2 separate regions of the Mus musculus genome follow, and region 1 is linked to region 2. Evidence: chromatin contacts called from ENCODE Hi-C or POLR2A ChIA-PET data. All regions are on one chromosome and are shown on one strand. Each heading gives the region's core, a stretch centred on a gene start or an enhancer-like site at or near the end of the contact. The rest is flanking DNA. Distances are from core to core; before and after follow the strand shown.

Evidence for each region. Hi-C counts contacts between places; a loop is a spot of excess contacts on that map. ChIA-PET counts read pairs that join two places held with the same protein, here RNA polymerase II (POLR2A).
Region 1: a map of heart shows a loop between it and region 2 (2.6-fold over the local background). The contact joins the promoter of Dennd4a here to the enhancer-like site in region 2. A Hi-C loop is called at or near these places in 11 of 37 maps with a recorded cell type or tissue (T-helper 17 cell, heart, left cerebral cortex and 2 more). POLR2A ChIA-PET finds 5 or more read pairs at or near these places in 2 of 5 experiments (Patski and embryonic stem cell).

The regions. Positions count from the first base shown.
Region 1 is chr9:64,809,741-64,812,440 of GRCm38, reverse strand. Dennd4a (DENN/MADD domain containing 4A) reads right to left here and starts at 1,430. Exons shown (of 35, transcript NM_001162917.1): 1 at 1,421-1,430; 2 at 855-1,101. It overlaps Gm36459 (a long non-coding RNA gene), which reads left to right and starts at 1,026. Exons shown (of 3, transcript XR_379559.2): 1 at 1,026-1,114; 2 at 1,339-1,495.
Region 2 is chr9:64,774,192-64,777,169 of GRCm38, reverse strand. It overlaps Gm36365 (a long non-coding RNA gene), which reads right to left. Exons shown (of 3, transcript XR_379558.3): 2 at 118-223. Among named protein-coding and RNA genes, the nearest start is that of Gm36365, 4.3 kb to the right of the region's middle. Within about 2 kb of position 1,534, at least 1 of the 3 ENCODE cell types and tissues checked has a DNase peak (open chromatin) inside an H3K27ac peak, as active enhancers do; it is heart, where a contact is called at or near this core.

The sequences.
Region 1 (2,700 bases), core at 181-2,680, 35 kb before region 2:
GATAAATACAAGCCTGTTGACTGATGCCTGTCCTGTTTTGCAAACAAGAAATAACTGTCCTATAAGACAAATAAAAACCGTCTCTACCGCTCTGAGGCCAACCATTCGTCTGAAGGAAAAGCACACTGGAGCAGCAACATCCAAGTTTCCCTTTACGTCCTGTCATTTAAAAGCACCATAAAAGAGATGTCGCTGCGACCCAATTCTAGGTCACAAGCTTTTTTGCCCCTTCTCCCCCTGCCCCCTCCTTCGTCTTTCCCCTCTAGAAAGAGATAAACTTCAAAAGGAGTGGTGATGACCAAGAATTGCGCGCGCGTGTGCACAGACACACACACACACACACACACACACACACACACACACACACACACACACACTGGTCAACTTGGACGCTGGCCGGGCTCACGTGGAACCTGAGCCCCAGCCGGGCCCCGGCATCTGGACTGAACAGCCGCGGGAAAGCAGCCCCCGCCGCGGGTTTGAAACCCAGAGCAGGTGGGATTCCGGGAAGCAACCTTACGTAACGAGCTTGTCAAAATCCCAGCTTCAGGACCTCCCCACCGTCCGCCCCCGCCCCATCACCCCAACAACAACAGCCCCAGGCCAGCACCAAATGGCCAGTCCGGAGGGACCCCCCCGGTGTCCCGCGCTCGTTCCCACACGGAGGCGCGCGAACGCCATCGACAGCATCTCGCCATCCTCCGGGACGGCCAGAGCCCCTCCTAGCAGCTGCCCGCGCCTAGCGGCCCTCCAAGTCCTATCACCCGGCTCGGCGTCCCCCTGCCAGTCACCTCCTCAGGGCCGTGACAGCTCCCTATGCCACCGATGCCCACGCCGCCGCCCCCGCCACTCACCTCCCCGCCGGCCCCCGCGCGAGCACCGGGAAGAGCCTGAGATGCAGAGTCTGATCCCCTCATGCGCGGCGGGCGGGACACGAGGGGGCTGAATGTCGCGGCGCTTGCAGCCAGCTTAGCTCATCTCCCGGCCCGGCGCTCCGCCCAGCCGTCTCAGTCAGACGGGACTCCCCCTCCCCGCGCGGTCGCCAAAGCCTCCGCCTCCTTCCTCAGCACCAGCCGCCGAACCCGCCGCGGCCGGCGCCATCTTGGGAGTGACGGTAAAGACATGGGGGCGGGGACTATGGCAACAAAAACCAATCACAGGCCGAATCTGACCCGAGGGGCAGGAATGGGCCGAGCTAGGGGGTGGGTCGTGGGGGGAGGGGACTAACAAGGGTCCCGCAAGTGGGCGGGCCGCTGGGTGGGGCTGTGGGCGGGGTGGGGCCGGGCTGGCTGGTGACGGCGAGTGTAGCTGGGGAAACGCGTCGTGGTTCCCCTTCAGGTTGGGAGATTCCGAGCCCCTGGCGAGTAAGAACAAGGCGCACTGTACCTTCCTCTTTCACAAGCATCCAGCTATGGCCAACAGACCTGCTTCTTCCTTCCCGGCACTGCTGCTTGGTGCAGTGGTCTGAGCTGAGATCCGCCCACCAAAGTCACTGGTATTCTGCAGAAAACCCCCTAAGCGGTTAGCAACCACCAGTAGCTTTCAGTCCCGAGACAGAGGTCAGGGAAAAGGGGGAATTCAGAGGGGTTCTCTGAAAAGCGCGTTGATAAAACAGCTATTGTTGATTGAAAGGGTGTCCATTACATTGATTAATTGGATATGGCCTACTTAAACTAGACTGCAGGTCTACTGTTAATGGCTATTGGCAAGATGCCTTTGAAAAATGTGGATAATAAAGGTTGATTACCTCTACAGAGTTACTCAGAAATGTAAAGTGTATGCCTAAAAAGTATTGAATAATGTTAGCTGGAATTCTATGAACAAATGAAGGAAGAAATAGGACCTTTTAAAAAAAAATTCCTCTAGGTTGAAGTTAATCTATGCAAAACAGGCTTCATCTTTATTGCCAACCGAGATTACAGTTTTATTTTATACCTCCACTCCTTCTCTTGGACTCATTCATCCAGACAATATTGTTGGAAAACCCAGCAGGGCTGACACACAACAGTCAGGGAACCAGAAAAGGTCTGCTTTGAGGGAGTTGAGGTCTAGTGGGAGAAGCTCAACAACAACAACAACAACAACAACAACCAAATATATTTAATGCTTGGAGAAGAAACATAAAAGTTCTAGGAAGAATTCTAGGTAGCAGATAACAGGGTGGTTTTTGAAACCAGAGTGATCAAGGCTGTGCCTCTCTGAAGTGCAGGAAGAAGCCAGTAATGGAAGAAAGGCCCCAGAGAATTGAGTAAAGCAAAAAGATCATGCAGAGAACCTGCAATAGGGAGGAGCTTGGCTTTTAGAACTGCGAGGAATCTGTGTTGATGAGAAATGTATTTTGCCTGGAGAAGCCTTCCATTAGATTAGAGAGGGAGTTGAGAGCTCCGTTGTATAGGGCCTAGAAATACAAGACTATCCTTAATTCTAACTGCAGGCCGAAGCCACTGAATGGCAAGTAGGGAACAAAGCAGCTGGGAACAGTGAGTGGTACTTGAAGAATGGCATCTATATTTATATTCTAGACAACATATGGACCAGAGAACCTGATTGAGAGGGTTTGTTTTTTTTTTTTTAAATCTAAGTTTGAGTCTCTTCAACACTGAGTTCACCAAATATAGTTCAAATTGTTTAAAAAATGTGTGGGCATCACATTATATTGTGTAGATAAAAATACACTAATTTCACTGAAAATTATTAAAT
Region 2 (2,978 bases), core at 285-2,784:
GGAAGCAGGATTATTGTTCAGGGTTATCTCTGGCTACAGACTGAGTTTGAAACCAGCCCGGGATTCGTGAGAATCTATCAACAAAACAAAACCAAACCAGAAAACAGGCCCACGTACTTGGAGATTGTTGTAGGGCTCAGACCCCTGAGCAAACGCAGCTGCCAGCTTCATCAGAGCAACTCTGCCTGCTTGCAAGGAGCTCCAGGCTTATTCTCATTCCCTTCTATGAGGAGGAGGAGGGGAAGATACTGTATTCTTTTTTTAAAAATATTTTTATTAGGTTTTTTCCTCATTTACATTTCCAACGCTATCCCGAAAGTCCCCCATACCCTCCCCCCCAATCCCCTACCCACCCACTCCCACTTTTTGGCCCTGGCATTCCCCTGTACTGGGGCATATAAAGTTTGCAAGTCCAAAGGGCCTCTCTTTCCAGTGATGGCCGACTAGGCCATCTTTTGATACATATGCAGGGTACTGTATTCTTACCTGAGATTTCAACCACACCTCCCAGCCATTTGTCTGCCACTCTGTTCAATTGCACATGGCTGAAGCCTTGGAGGGCTGGGGAATTTTAATGGAAGGGCCTCTGCCTGGCTGGCTAGGAAGAAACCATCATCCATGCTCGGTAAAGACTTTTCAAAGCAGCTGCTCAGGAGTCGCCACACTCCTGTCAGTTGCCCCTCACACAGGCTCTATAAACGGGCTCCCGAAACTCATTGGTCCCCCAAGATGAACTTTGGTAGAATTGAACTTTGCTTTGCCATTGGCATTTTATGAGAAGGGGGGTAGATGTTGTGTACCCCCTCCCTGGGAAGTAATTCTCAAAATAGAGATCAACTAAAATTATAAGTGATTTTTTTTTACTGAGATATAACTCACATGTTATAAAAATTTATCCTCTGAGTATTTATCCTATTTTGAGTATTGGCATGAGCTTGTGCAGTCCTCACCACTATATAATTACAGAACATTTTCACCCCACCCCCAACCCCACCCCCAACCCCACCCCCACCACTGAAAACCTCCTCATATCCATTAACAATCTTTATTCCGTTTCCTCTCTAGCCCCTGGAAATCGCTAGTCTACTTTCTATCCCTTTGGGTTAGACCACTCTGAACATTCCATTCAAATGGATTCTCAAGATAAGCTATGTCTGGTTTCCTTCATTTAAAACAGTTCCAAGATACATCCAAATTGTAACATCAGCATTCCTTTAATTTATTTTGACGTGTGTGTGCATGTGTGTGTGTTTGTTTCTCGCATGTATGCAGGTGCCTGTGGATATCAGAAGAGGGTGTCAGATCTCCAAAATTGGAGTTACAGGCAGTTGTGAGCTACCCGTTATGTGTGGTGGGAACCAACTTGGGTCCTCTGCAGAAGCAGTATACACTCTTGACTGCTGAGTCGTCTTAACTCCCCACCCTTAGTTCATTTTTTTAAATGGCTGAGTGATTTCCCCATTGCCTTTCACTGCCAATCCGCACATCTGTTGATGCACATCCGATTGGGTTTTCCTTCCTGTCCACTAGGAAGAACACTGCTACAGGAAGGTTGTGGGTCTAACATGTGAAAATCAAGTTCTTCAAATGTGTTCTTGGGTCCCTGACTTCTCAAATTTGAGGAATACTGACCCAGGCTCACCCTTCTACTCAATCAATGAAGAAATTGTCAGATCCCACTCACAGACTCATGGGAGTGTCTCTGACTTAGACGGTGAACACAAGCTTGCTGGTTTTGTTTCTGAAGTTCCAAGAGTCATGCAAGAAGTCGTGCATGCTAGGTTGGGTGACACTCAAGGACAGGGGTTAACAGTAAGTCCCTTCCTCTGTTTCTCTCCAACTTAACTTTTGAGATGGAGTCTCTTATTGAACCTGTAGCTCCCTGATTCAGTTAAACTAGCTGACTGTCAACCCCCCAGTGTCACTGTGCCCCTACCTCCCCAGCACTGGGATAGCAGCTGTGTGCTGCCTGGCCCAGCATTTTTATGTGGCTTTTGGGGGGTCTGAACTTAATTAAGCCCTTAGGCTTGAGCAGCAAGCAATTGACTGACTGAGCCATCCCATACCACCCAGCCCCCATCCATTTTGCCATTTTTCTTATTTGCATAGAGTGGATCTCTTCATGTAGGGCTCTCTCAAGTTCTCTGTTTGGTTATGTGGAGGGCCACTGTGTAGCAGCATTGTTAACACTTAAATAGGGACATAACATTTGTCAAATAGGGACACAACATTTGTCGATTTAACTGGACGAAGTGTTTAATTCTCCTTACTCCTGGCCTGAATATCAATAATCATCCCTGGGGCTAAAAGCCAGTAGAATCACCTGGCCAAACATCCCCATTCAGCCACTTTTCCCAGAGTGGCCTCCCAGCGGAGCCATAGGGACAAACAAAGCTGTTGACCCAGTTTGAAGGCCTGGAAAATCACGTGAGTCACTGGGACAACAGAGCAAAGTGTCAGGCCCCTGAGAAACCAGACGCACAGTTTTCCAGTGCCCTTTGTGTCCCTCTAGGGTGGAACTGGGAGCCCCAGGGTGGCCTGTCATTTTTCACCAGCTGCTCCTCTGAGGGGTTTCTGAGTCCTCAGCCCCGTGACTGGAGCAGCAGGAACCCGCTTCTGTTTTCTTTCCAGCAGGCTGCACACACAGCAGTCTGGAGAGTGTTGGCTCCAGCTATAGGAACCAAAGCAAATGGGGAAACATAGAGGATGAGGCAGAGTGTAGTTTGGAGCAAGGCCACAGTCTCTCCCTGGGAAGGACAAGTTGAAGAAACGCTAAACGATTTAAACCGAAGATGGGGCATCCAAAGGCAATATTTTAAAATCAAACTGACATTAGCAAAGTGGGGCATTGCAAAAAGAAGGGGGAGAGCACCCAAACTACTTCAGAGTCTCTTGTGAGTTTCTGAAGACAATCTACCTAAATTATACACAGAGCTGGGGAAATGTGGTCAGAAAAGTGGTGCAGGGCTGGAGGGATG